Linked DNA regions of Homo sapiens: region 2 is linked to region 1. The links are chromatin contacts, found by Hi-C or POLR2A ChIA-PET in ENCODE. All regions are on one chromosome and are shown on one strand. The core of a region is the stretch at or near the end of the contact, and the rest is flanking DNA. Distances in the headings are between cores, read along the strand shown. Region 1 overlaps CASS4 (Cas scaffold protein family member 4). Region 2 holds the start of LOC124904939 (a long non-coding RNA gene).

Evidence for each region. Hi-C counts contacts between places; a loop is a spot of excess contacts on that map. ChIA-PET counts read pairs that join two places held with the same protein, here RNA polymerase II (POLR2A).
Region 2: a map of breast epithelium shows a loop between it and region 1 (16-fold over the local background). The contact joins two enhancer-like sites. A Hi-C loop is called at or near these places in 1 of 168 maps with a recorded cell type or tissue (breast epithelium). POLR2A ChIA-PET finds 5 or more read pairs at or near these places in 1 of 52 experiments (activated T-cell).

Annotation. Positions count from the first base shown.
Region 1 is chr20:56,414,828-56,421,229 of GRCh38, forward strand. All of the region lies in intron 1 of CASS4 (Cas scaffold protein family member 4), which reads left to right. Among named protein-coding and RNA genes, the nearest start is that of CASS4, 5.8 kb to the left of the region's middle. Within about 2 kb of position 4,329, at least 11 of the 41 ENCODE cell types and tissues checked have a DNase peak (open chromatin) inside an H3K27ac peak, as active enhancers do.
Region 2 is chr20:57,433,605-57,440,369 of GRCh38, forward strand. It overlaps LOC124904939 (a long non-coding RNA gene), which reads right to left and starts at 6,042. Exons shown (of 2, transcript XR_007067672.1): 1 at 5,829-6,042; 2 at 1,057-1,545. RefSeq lists enhancers at 48-127, 2,261-2,320, 5,549-6,050, 6,050-6,765, 6,051-6,550 and a silencer at 3,951-4,182. Within about 2 kb of position 2,172, at least 12 of the 41 ENCODE cell types and tissues checked have a DNase peak (open chromatin) inside an H3K27ac peak, as active enhancers do.

The sequences.
Region 1 (6,402 bases), core at 3,079-5,578:
TCCCAGCTACTCGGGAGGCTGAGGCAGGAGAATTGCTTTATATATATATATAAATAGTAGCCAACCCTTACCGATTGTCTACATGTGAGGCCCTGTGCTGAGTGCTCTACTTGCATTTTCTCACTATTACATCCTCACAACATCCTCATGAAGCAGAGGTATTATTCCCCTGTCACAGACGAGGAAACGAGGCCTCGCTGACTTGCCCAAGGCCATACAGCTAGTAGGTGGCAATGCCAGGAATCAACCCCAGGCAGACTAAGCTCAGAGCTCCATTCTTAGCTCATTATATTCTCTCCCTTGTACCAGGGGTTGGCAAACTCTTCATAAAGAGTCAGATAGTATTTTATGCTTTGCAGGCCAAATACAATCTCTGTTGCATATGGTTGTTTGTTTATGCAGTCCTTAAGATATGTACAGTCATTCTTCACTTATGGGTCATCCATCTAGATTTGGTCCACAGGCCCTTGTGTAGCAGCCTATGTCATCTCAGTTTACGTAGGCCACCCCCACCCACCCACGCAGTACCAGGAAACACCCAAGTTGTCGACACCTAGTTCAGAGGCATCCTCAGTTAACTGTTTCTTGGGTGTCCCTACAGAAACTATCAATGCATCTATAAGATACATGTTTTAAGGTTTTACACAAATAGGAGCTGTAAGTAAAGATCTGTTGAGCTTCTTGCCTTTAGCAACTACCAATACGTACTGGTGTTCAGTTCATATTAGTGCAGTTGATCCATCTCATTAATCTTAATGCCTACATTGTTGCTCAATTGCTTTATAAATGGTAGCACAATGCTTCAAGGGGTCATGTCATGTCAGTGGTCCTTAGCTTTGGGGCATTCGCCTTTAAAACAACCCTGCCTTTCATTCAGGGCCACCGCAGATAGCCTTTCAGACCCTGAAGTTCGCCTTTGTACATCGTATGGTAAACAGGGACTGTTCTCGCAAGCTGTTCCTAATTCTACCTGCTGGCCAGTAGCTCCGTTGCCAGTAGAGCTGCTTTCACCTTTGTGCATGGCAGATTTTGTGTAATATCCAGACTGATTTATTCTATTTTTTAAAAATTGTTTTATAGAACAAGGCGAAATTTTTTTAAAACACGTGATATTAGTGATAGGAAACACTGGCCTCAAAGGTGGTAAATTTAACACCTCATTCATTGGTTTGTGGAACTCTAGCCAACTAGTCAACTCCATTCAAGAAATACTAGAAATTTAGTTTTCGTGGGTTTTTTTGAGGTGGAGTTTCACTCTGTCGTCCAGGCTGGAGTGCAGTGGCATGATCTTGGCTCACTGCAACCTCCACCTCCCAGGTTAAAGCAATTCTCCTGCCTCAGCCTCCCAAGTAGCTGGGATTACAGGCATGTGCCACCATGCTCAGCTAATTTCTGTATTTTTAGTAGAGACGGGTTTTCACCATATTGGCCAGGCTGGTCTCGAACTCCTGACCTCAAGTTATCTGCCTGTCTCAGCCTCCCAAAGTGCTGGGATTACAGGCGTGAGCCACTGCGCCCAGCCAGAAATTTAGTTCTAAAAGAACTAAAATTGTCTAAAAGACAAGGAGGATAAGTGGGCTTATTATACGTAAGTTCTTATTTTGGATTTTTGGTAGTTTCAAGATGCCTTAGTTACGAAAATAGAGTCTGCAATGTACTTTAGTGATTCAGTCCTGTTTGCTATAAATTCTGTTTACTTCCGTGTGTGTGTGTGTGTGTGTGTGTGTGTGTATGCACACATGCCATTACAGGTAATATTGAAATTAGCATCTTCATACACAGCCCTTTTTTCCCCAATAACATGATTTTCTCACTGGAGTAAATGTCCAGGAATTGAAAGAGGATTTTACTGAATGAAATAAGCTTTGGCACTTATTTTCCATCATTTTCTGAGAATTTCTGATATTTGATTCTATTTTAAACCTACTTTCCCCAGTATTTTCTCTACAATCTGTACTTTCTTTTATAAAGACAGCTATGTGCTCATTCAGTTTTCTGAAGGCATTTTTCAAGCAAGCATCTTTACTATGTTACTGAAGAGTGGATGGTCCAATATTTATACTGTAAGAACATTTAAATGTGATTATCTTTCACATTTTAAATTCAGCCTCAATTAAAGAGCAAATCTTTTTTGTCTCTCTCCCATCTCAACTCTGAGTGGCATGGTTTTGGACCCACTCAAGAAGGATCAAGGTAAAAATGTAGAATTTTTTAAAAAATCTTCCACATCTCAAGGTTGGTTTAAACACGACAAAATGTGTTGGCTTGGAAGTGTGTACCACTTGCTGGGACTTGGCTTGCTTCAGTGCTTCTGGGCAAGAAAGCCTGGTGAGGCTTCGTTTGTGAGTGGAGAGCAGTTTTAGGTTCTCTTTGTACCTTTAGCAGCTCTGAGGTGGTGAGCAAGACATTTCAAACTCAGTCTTTGTTGAAGGGCAAATGGGATTGTGTGCAGAAAGCTGACCTGGCCCTTCAGGGCCCATTAGATCCCACTCCGAGCAGCTCTCCTGCCTCAGTTCCTTCCCCTTCTCCCCTGCTGTTCCCCGCCTTGGATTCTTCTCTCTCTAGCAAGCATCGCCTCACCCAGAGGCCTCTCTGGACCACGCTGTGCAAATCACTTCCCCCCTACACAGGCCCACCGCCAACACTCTCATCTATCTTACCTTCACTTATTAAGATCTGAAATTATCTCACTTTGTTTGTTCCTCTGTCTTCCTCTCTGGGAACGAAACTCCATGAGGGACAGACCTGGGCTTTCTTACTCAGTGCTGCATCTCCGGTGCCTACAACAGTGCCTGCACAAAGTAGTTGCTCAATACATGCTTTGTGGTAGTGTGTGAACGAATGGGAGCTTACAGGGAGTGCAGGTGGAGCCCTGGCTGCAGCCCCGCTGTGAGGATAGGAACAGCACTACTTTCTAGTCAGCAGGTGTTTGGCAACGGAGGTCATTCCTGACTCTCAGCTCTCTAACCCCTACCTGGCGTCAGCCTAAGCTGCCACTCAGCCTGTTCTCTTGACAATTGTCCCCCTCCTTGTCCATGGTCAGATGTTGCCTTAGATGCAAGCTGTTGCTATTGAAATCAAGGTCACAAAGACCTGTAGCCTCCCTCCAGCATTTCCCAGCAACTTCCTCCCTTCATCTATTCCACGAGGCAAAACAGCCCAGACACAACACCCAACTCGAAAACACAGCTCACCATCCATGCCTCAGCCATTCACCCAATGCATAGTTATTGGGCTCCGGGGGTTCAGGGTGATCAAGACAGAGCTGACATTCCAATGGAGTGAGCATGACAGTGAGTAAATAGACCCATGGTTTCAGGTGGTGAGAACTGCCAGAAAGAGGAGAAAACAGGGGGATCTGATGGAGGCGATGGATGGAAAAGGCCACTCTGAACACCCAAGAGATGGGAAAAGCTTTCCAGGAAGAGGGAACAGCAGATGCCAAGGGCCTGCAGTGGGAAGGTATTCAGCATAGTACAGGGCCCCTGTAAAGACCCATGGGGTCAAAGAAGAGTAAACCAAGAGAGAGAGGGGTCAGAAGTGAGATCTGAGGTGTAAGCAGGATAACATAGGGCCTGGTCGGCCGTGTAAGAGCTTTGAAGCCATTCTAATTGCAAAGGAAACCACCAGCCCACTTAAAGCAGGAGATGACATGATCTAATTTATGTTTTCTAGATCACTCAGGCTGCTGTGCAACAGATGGGCTGTAAGTAGGAAAGAGCAAAAGCTGGTAAACGTGGAGACTTCAGTGTAGGTGGCTTCATTTTCCACTGGGGTGGTACCCTGCTCTTCTCCATGGACACGAAGGAGAATCGTGTACTCTGTCTTTAAAAAAGTAGAACTTTTGATGTTTGAGACCGCTGGTCGCCGTGTCGGGTGGGGAGTGGTTGTGAGCAGAAAAAATAGTAAATCAAGGAGTAGATAGCTTCTATTTATGTGTGTTACGTTTGATTCAGGAACACAATGTACCTTTCATTCCGTCAACAAATATTGAATGCCTGCTGCACACCAGGCACTGTTCTAAATGCTTCCAAGTCCAAGTGCCTGGTCCCCTTTCTCCATATGTAGTAAATAATTATTATGACTAATAAAAAATCCATCACATACTCATTATTGGTTCCCCTGTTTAATCACCTGTAGTCTTTGAACATTTTATTTCCTATAGAGCACACTTGGGGGGAAAAAAAGCTAAGGAGAATGCCACCATCACCCCAAAACTTAAAAGGTCTGAGAATAGACAGGCATTGGCCGACACGATAATGGAATGGGGAAGCAACTGTAGAATCAAAACAGGGCCGTTTTGGAATTGCGATGACTAAGGGAGGAAATGACAGGGGCCTGAAGGGGAAATAGCTTAAAAGGAGGAAGGTGGGAGGCTGGTAAGAGAGCTGCCACGGAGGGGGAGATTAGAACACTCCAACTTGAGTTGCAAAAAAAGGAAATACATTTTTTAGGAACCATTTCCAAACATAACGCCTATGAAGTGTTTGTTCAGGGGAAGAGCAGCCTTGTACACACACCTACGAAAAGCATAGTCGACACTGAGAAGACTGAGAAGAATATGCGTGGCCTCTTGTTCCTGGGAAAGCATCCCCAGCTCTCAGTGTGGGAGATCCTGCACTTCCCCCACACCACCCCCGCTCAGGCTGGAGTACAGTGGCACAATCTCAGCTCAGTGCAACCTCAGCCTCCTGGCTTAAGTGATCCTCCCACCTCAGCCTCCCAAGTAGCTGGGGCTTCAGGCATGCACCACTGTGCCCGGCTAATTTTTGTATTTTTAGTAGAGGTGGGTTTTTTTTCACCATGTTGCCCAGGCTGGTCTCGAACTCCTGTTTTTAAGTGATTGGCCCACCTCAGCTTCCCAAAGTGCTGGGATTACAGGCGTGAGCCACCGTGCCCGGCTAGGCTCTGCACTCTTAAAACTCCTCTAGGAGGCCAGGCACAGTGGCTCATGCCTGTAATCCCAGCACTTTGGGAGGCCAAGGCAGGTGGATCATCTGAGGTCGGGAGTTCAATACCAGCCTGACCAACATGGAGAAACCCCATCTCTACTAAAAACACAAAAATTAGCTGGGCTTGGTGGTGCACGCCTGTAATCCCAAATACTCAGGAGACTGAGGCAGGAGAATCGCTTGAACCCAGGAGGCGGAGGTTGTGGTGAGCCGAAATCACGCCATTGCACTCCAGCCTGGGCAACAAGAGCGAAAACTCCATCTCAAAAACAAACAAACAAAAGAAAGCTCCTCTAGGAGATGAGTGTGGACTGTGAAAAAGTTATTCACAGGCAATTTGAGGCCACCTACCTGGCCACTCAGAGAGTTTCTCCACGAGTTTATGTTAGTGAATGTATTGTTCTTTTCCTTTGAACAACTGCTTCACCTTATCATCAAGAGCAGCTTTTGTTTGCTCTACATGTTCTGGACAGCCCAGGCAGTCTGTCTTTTGTGGGGTTAGGGAGGGACAGGGGGCAAAAGAGCAGTAGGGTCATCCCTGTGTCTTGGAGGTGTTTGCCATCTGGTTAACAGTAAGTGAAAAGTGCTTTGTGGAATGTTCACTTTGGGTTCAGAAATTTTCTTTTAGAGACAGGGTCTCACTTTGTCACCCAGACTGGAGTGCAGTGGCGTTATCATAGTTCACTACAACCTCAAACTCCTGGGCTCAAGCAATCCTCCTGCCTCAGCCTCCCAAGTAGCTGAGACTACTGGTGCACGCCACCATGCCCATCTAATTTTTTTTTTTTTTTTTGTAGAGATGAGGGGCTCTCCCTATATTGCCCAGGCTTGTCTCGAACTCCTGACCTCAAGCAGTCCTCCTGCCTCAGCCTCCTAAAGCACTGAGATTACAGGAGTGAGCCACCACACCCGGCCCAGGTTCAAAAGTGAGAGTCTCCCCACGGTTGAAAGGGGAATAGAAGCACAAGAGTCAGTAATCAATAACAAACAACTCAAGGTGCTCCTTCCTTACACTGGTGTTCCCCAAAGTGAGGTGAATTGCCAGCCACTGGGAGTCAGGGCCAGTTACATAAGACATTCTCGGTAAGCCCCCTTTGGGTATCCCAAATAAGGACTGGGGTGGGTTTATGTGTAGTCCATTATTAACAACTAAACGAACAAACCTAGTGAATTGCAATAAATTCACACCAACAGAACAAAAGAAGAAAAGCTTAAACAAAAGAGTGGCTCCTTGCTTTCCTGAAGCACCTCTAAAAATGACCATAGAAAGATGGAAAAGTTTGGTGAACAAGCCTGAACCTTCACTCATTTCTCTGTCATGCATTAAACAGCTTGAGCCAGCTTTGAATTCTTCCGGGTCAATCAAATGGAAGTGCCCTGACTGCAGGCATGCCAGAGGATTTCAAGTGTGGTGCACAGAACAGTTTTTGTACAATACTGGTGTATCTTG
Region 2 (6,765 bases), core at 922-3,421, 1.0 Mb after region 1:
GGCAACACCAGGGGCGGGGTCCCAGGGCCTCTGCAGGCCCCTGGGGTGTGGAAGGGCCTGGAATGCAGCGACAGACTGAACAGGGCTTAAGGCAGAGAGGACAGAGCGTGCTGATGTCACAGCCAGGGCTCTTGTGCCTGGTGTGGGAGCCAGTCAAGCTGGAGACAGGGGTGAGGTCAGGCCCTGCAGGGCCCGGGCACTAAGGCAGAGGTGTGGATCTCAAATACCAAGAGAAACCACCCAGCGCTTTTGAACCTAGCGTGACATGCATCACGAGCTGTGTGGTTTTTTTAAAGCTCACCCCTACTGTGATGTCAAGAAAGGGAGGCAAGGGGCCAGGGGAGGGAGTCCAGGCCAGTTGGAGGGGGTCCAGGCCAGCATGAAGGGGGTTCAGGCCAGTGTTGAGAGGGTCTAGGCCAGTGTAGAGGGGGTCCAGGCCAGCGTGGAGGGGTGGTACCCCAATAGTCTAGGGCACTGGCTCTCCACTGGGGCCATTCTGCTCCTCAGGGGATGTTGGGCAATGTCTAGAGACATTTTTTCTTGTCATAGTGGTGGTGTGCTACAGGCACCTGATAGGCAGAGGCCAGGGGTGCTGCCAAGCATCCTGCCATGTCCCCACAGCGGAGAAAGATCTGGCCCCAAATGTCAAAGGGGTGGCGGTTGAGAAAGCCCGGCCTAGCGGGAGGAGGTGGTGGCGAGCAGGGCGACAGTGGTGGAGGAAAGTGATGTGCCCCGTTCTGGGATCCAGGGTGCATGGAGCATGGATGAGGAGTCACTTGGCATTCTGCTCTGAGTATTTAAGAGTGACCCATGAGAGCTGTAAACTCAAGTCTCAAGTGTGGGTGACCTCCAACACCCAGGCAAGGGTTCGCCTAGCATGAGCTCCGCTGCCGAGCGCAGTGTCTGCAGGACTATTCTGCACACATCTTTGGCAGTGCCCCCATGTGGTGGCAAGATGCCCCGGCATCAGTGACCTTCGGCAGTCAACCCCCAGCAGTGGGTTAAGGAAGACTTCGGTGTCCTTGGAAGATTGAAAACGAGAGAGGACTCGAGAAGGGGGTTCTGGGCTTCTTGCTAATAGAGAATCTGGGTACCTGAGTGATTAAGGAGCAAAGGGACACAGTCATCTGGGGATCATAAATTGATGGAGTGGCTTATTCTGACTTCATTAGGAGTTCCCAGGAGAGCCAGGGAAAGGGGAGGAGGATTGCTGGGTTCAGGAAAGGCACCTGTCACACGCGTGCCTCACTGACTTGCTCGTTGCTCCAAGAACATAGTCAATGCTCCCTCTTCTTTGCATCTCCAGCTTCAGTGCTCTTCAGTTTGTCAGGCGCCTGCAGTCCCAACCCTGGGAGAGCACTCCTCAGCTGGCAGGCTCCAAAATACCCAGGACGAGGGGAAGGCAGGAATGGCGTGGATGGGGCGGGAGGCTTTCCCCATCTCCCCCAGCTTCAAGCCCTTGTCTCCCCTTCCTACTTAGAAGATGCTTCCAATGTGGGCCTGCCAGCTCCAGCTGACAGCACCAGGCACTGTCCCAGACACCACCTGAAAAACAATCAAAGGCAGTGAACAAACCATGAATCCCTCAGGAAATACAGACAGTTAAACAGTACACGGAGGAATGCACAGCCTTGCTGATCGAATGAGAAAAAAAAATCGATAAAACAAGCCCAGTGCTGCAAAGGATGCGGGGAAAATAACACATCCCTTTGCTGTAAACAGATTCCGATTTTGAAGATGCTTCTGTCTGCATGGAAAAAGCCCCACGCAGCTGCCTGACCCCCCGACCTCGAATATTATCTTGAGGCGGGGTTCTGCATCTGAGGAAATAACCCTCAGCAGGAAAAGCGTTCACAGCAACCTTATTTAAACTGAGAGGTGGAAAAAAGAAAACAACCCAGACGTCCCTTGCTCACACTTGTGGAGCGCTCACACTACGCGAGGTGCCGGACACGCATTAGCTCTTTGATCCTTTCCACTGCTCTGTGAGTTGTGGTTTATGAACCTCCCATTTTACAATAAGCAGGGGACACAACAGAGGCCAGCCCTCCCTCCACAGCCGCTCAGGGGCTCAGAGCTGAGGCACCTCAGCGCCACCTGGAGCTTGGGTTCCCCTCCCTCCAAGCTGTTTCTTAGCAACATGAGGCAACCTTGTCTGCGAAAGAGGAGGTGACCGCAGCTCCTGGGGATGTGCCAACTCTGGGATGTGACGGGAAGACAAAGGGCTTCTGTCCCCTTCTGCCTGGCGGTAAGAGAGCCGGCCGCCCGGCAGGCATGCCCCAGCCTGTGGTTCTGGAATGCGGGCAAGCCACCGTCCCCAGAGACCTGTGTTGGTGGCCAGGCCAGCCCACACACCCGATTGGCACATACTCTTGTGCTTGCCCAGGAGCGGAGTCAGACCATTCACGCTGCCTTCATGGGAGTTGAACAGTTGAACTGATGCCCTTAAACCCAGTGTTTCCCTCTGGGAAGACGCCCGGGGGCCTCGTGGTTGTAGGTGCTGGAAGGATAGCTCCAGCTCCAGGCACCTGCCACATAAAGGTAGTTGTGAAATTTCGGACATGCTCTTGGCACAGGGCAGAGGTTGGGGATCTCTTGCCTGTGCGGAGAGGACAAGGGGACAAGGGGACGTGCCTGAGGCTGGTGTGGGTGTTGATGTGACCTCTGCTCTTGGGGTCCAGTCTCCCCAACTCTGGCTGGCCTGGATGAGTGTGCCAGAAATGGGACTCTGGCCATCGCAGTCCACTGGGTGCCCTGTGTGGTAGGCACAGTGTCCAGGGGAATAGCTGTTTGTCTCCAATGATTGTTCTCTTCTTCTCGGCTGAGCTGGGGGCTCATGTGTCTTTAATACTGGCCAACTCCTGCTTACCCCCCGCTCCATCTGAGAGAGCAGGCCCCAGGCTCCTGGCGTGTGCAGGTGGCAGTTTACGAACACACTGTGACAGCATCTGAAATCCTGGTCAATACTAAACACGACTGATGGCCACTGTGCTTATTTTCAGAGTCATCTGCAAAGCAAGTGATACTGGTTTTCCATTTACATTGGTGCAACAGAATTTCCTTTTAAAATAGACATTTATTTATTTATTGTATTTACTTTTTTGAGACAGGGTCTCACTCTGTCCCCCAGGTTGGGGTACAGTGGTGCAGTCTTGGTTCACTGCAACCTCCACCTCCTGGGTTCAAGTGATCCTCCAGCCTCAGCCTCCCAAGTAGTTGGGACTACAGGCATGTGCCACCATGCCAAGCTAATTTTTGTATTTTTGGTAGAGATGGGGTTTCACCATGTTGACCAGGCTGGTCTCGAACTCCTAACCTCAAGTGATCCATAGGCCTCGGCCTCCCAAAGGGCTAAAATAAACATTTAAGTAAAAAAAAAAAGAAAAAAATCTGAGTCATTTTAAAGAAAAGTATGAAACAAATGGTAGACCAGATGAGATGGTCAAGGTCACAGAGGGAGCCTCAGAATGCATGAAGTTTGGGAACCCTGGGCAAGGGCCCTCCTTAGCCCCTGGCAAGGTCACTCCGGATGGTGTGGGTCTTACCAGCCTCTCCTCATCCTGGCCTTGTTTTAGTCGCCAGGGCCTGGGTGGCAGATTCTTGAGTCTCTGGGATCTTTGCCCTCCCCTCTGCTTCTCCCTCTTTCTCTCCTTGTTCCTCCTTCTCCTTCTTCACTGATCAAGCTCAAGAAGCACCCAGCAGGTCCACCGCAGACCCCTCCCATCCCATCTTGCTTTGAGGCTTTCCTCATGGGACAGGGTTGGCCTGTCCTGATTGTGGAGTCTCCACTTCCCCACTCAACCCCGCTTGCATCTTCCTTCATCTGCCCAGTGCACCGAGGCTGCCCATCAGAGTCACCTGAGGGGCTCTTAGGAGATGCCCCGGCCTAACCGCCTGCCAGTTGAGTCAGAATCCCTGGTGGAGGGACATCCTAACAACTCTCTCCTTCAAGGAGCCTGGCCTGACGGGAGGAGTGTTTCCCTGTCCCTGTCGCCCAGGGGTTCATTTTCGGGCGGATGAACAATGGCTGCAGAGCATAGAAGCCCAGCTCCACTTCCCTGAAGGACCCAGGTTCCTTCCACATTTCTGCTCGGTCACCCTCAGTGTGGTGTCTTTCAGTTGCTTCATGGTCACGAAGTGGCTGCGGCTGCTCAGAGGCTCCTGACATCACAGCAGCTGCACCAGCAGGACAGCAGGGAGAGGGCTTGCATCTCAGTGGCTAAAACTGGGTCACATGGCTGCCGCCAGCTGCAAGGAGGCTGAAAGGCAAGTCTCGGGCAGAGGGCAGTGGGATGCCTATGATTAGGCCAGTCCTGATTCATCCCTAGGGCTAGGCATGTGGCTGGCCCAACAGAACTGCTATTTTGGTAGCAAAGGAAGAAATAAGAAACAGCTTTTGAGAGTGCAGCCAAGAGTAAGTGTGACAAGGAAACATAAATATCATGTGCCGGCTGGGCGCGGTGGCTCGCGCCTGTAATCCCAGCACTTTGGGTCGAGGAGCGCGTGGATCACTTGAGGTCAGGAAATTTAGACCAGCATGGCCAACACAGTGAAACCCCATCTCTACTAAAATACAATAATTAGCCATGCGTGATGGCAGGTGCCTGTAATCCTAGCTTCTCGGGAGGCTGAGGCAGGAACCCGGGAGGTGGAGGTTTCAGTGAGTCGAGATCATGCCACAGCACTCCAGTCTGGGCAACAGAGCGAGATTCCATCTCAAAAAAAAAAAAACAAAATCTATGTGCCTCCCACTGACAGATATTCATTTTTTTGTTGGCATCCCCTACACTCAGAATATACATTCTAGGTGGGAATTTTTGTCTGTTTTGTTCTCTGCTGTATCTTCAAGATCTACAACCGTGTCTGGCACCGTGTAGATGCCTAATAAGTATTTGTGGAGTAAATGGCCAACCCTACGACGTGGGTACCCCTGTTAGCCCTGCTTTCTAGTTGTGAAACAGGCCCAGAAAGGTTCGGCAACTTGCTGGGGACACAGGGACCTCTAGCTGATGCAGCCTAGAGTTGAGCCCTTGGGGAGCTGGCCCCAGAGCTGGTGCACTCCGCCCTGCAGAGCCCTGCCTCTCCTGCTGGGCTGGGAGCCGAAGCTGGTGGTTCTAGGCTCAAATTCTTGCTCTACGGTGACCAGCTGTGTGACCCAGGGCAGTCTCCATCTCTCTGGGATTTGCTCCTTGTCTGCACAGAGAAACAAGCCTTTCCTCTTAAGGGTGCCTGTGCATTCCAGGAGGCGGTCATAAGCACAGCTCTTAACAGAGTCTGGCACCCAGCAGCTTCCTGGCTATTGCTGGCTATTGTTGCTCTCCCATATTATAGGGGGGGCAACCAAGAAGCAACCAGAAGATGTTCAATGTCACAGAGCCTGTGGGTTCAAAGGCAGGCCTATGTGAGTCTCCTGCTGGAGGAAGAGCTCTCCTGGTGTGGCCAGTACCTGGGCCTGCTCCTGCGCTCCTCCGGCTTCCCTAGCTGCCCTCTGCCCACCTCCCGCCCCCCTGCCCTGCTCTCCTAACCCCCCAGCCTCCTGCCCTGCCCCACACCCCCCCACCTCCCTAACCCCCTGACCCCTCTGTCCTGCCCCCCACCCCCGACCCCTGTGCCCTGCGCCCCCACACCCCCACCCTCCTACCCCCTGACCCCTCTGCCATGCCCCTTCAGCCCCCCTGCCCTGCCCTCCCACCCCCCCTCCTCCTGCACTGCCCCTCCCACCCCCCATCCCCCTGACCCCTCTGCCGTGCCACCCCACTCCCCCACCCTCCCACCCCCGACCCCTCTGCCCTGCACCCCCAGCTCGGCCCTGCCTTTGTCCTGCTTACCCCCTAGCAGAAGGTGTTGCCCAGGCACTGGCAGGAGGTGGGGCCAGGCCGCACACTGGGCACTAGTTGCTATTTGCCTTCCTCTCCATGGCCCCGCCTGGTGTGGGCAGAGGTGGCATGGGGCCAGGCGGGTGGTGGGGAGGGCACCTGGCTGTCCTCTCTTCTCTCCCTGAGCTCCTGGTGGTGCTGGCCAGCAACTAGTTTGCCCAGAATTGAGGGCTTTCCTGGGAAGCCTGACTTTCAGTTCTAAAACTGGGAAGGTCCCGGGCAAAGCTGGGTGAGTTGGTCACCATGGCAGCAGAAAACCTGAGCGGGATGGGGGTGGGGCAGTAGAAGGGACAGCAGGGAGTCAGGGCCAGGATCAGCCACCCGGGACAATGTGCTGCCCCTCCAGCACCAGACAGAACCGAGGGAGGATCCCTGTCCCCCTCCCACATCACTGATTCTGGGAGCCTTAGTTTCCATTTTGGTAAACTGATGCTAGAGATTCCCCGCCTCACAGGGATGAGGGATGGGGAACTGGGTGAGGAAATGAGCATAGAGCACTTAGCAGATGCAGACATGTGATTCATGGGGGATCACATTATTAGGTCTCCGGCTTCAAACCCAGCTTCCCGCTGCTCAGAATAAAATGTGACACCCCACAGACCCTGGAAGCACCTGCGATCTCAGACCGAATCTCCCCAACTCCACTGCTCACTCTGCTCCAGCCCTGTGGGCCTCCTGGCTGCCTGAGATTGGGCCAGGCCTCGCCCTACCCCAGGGCCTTTGCACACGCTGTTTCCTCTGCCTGGAGCACCATGCTCTTCCCCCTCTCATCTTTGGGCCTCAGCTTCAAGGTCACTACACAGAGAGGCCTTCTTTGTCCCTCTTATTTGAAGGAATATCTGTCTCCTTGGGGAACAGTCATCTCTTGGCCGGTTGAGTGGCTGCCCTG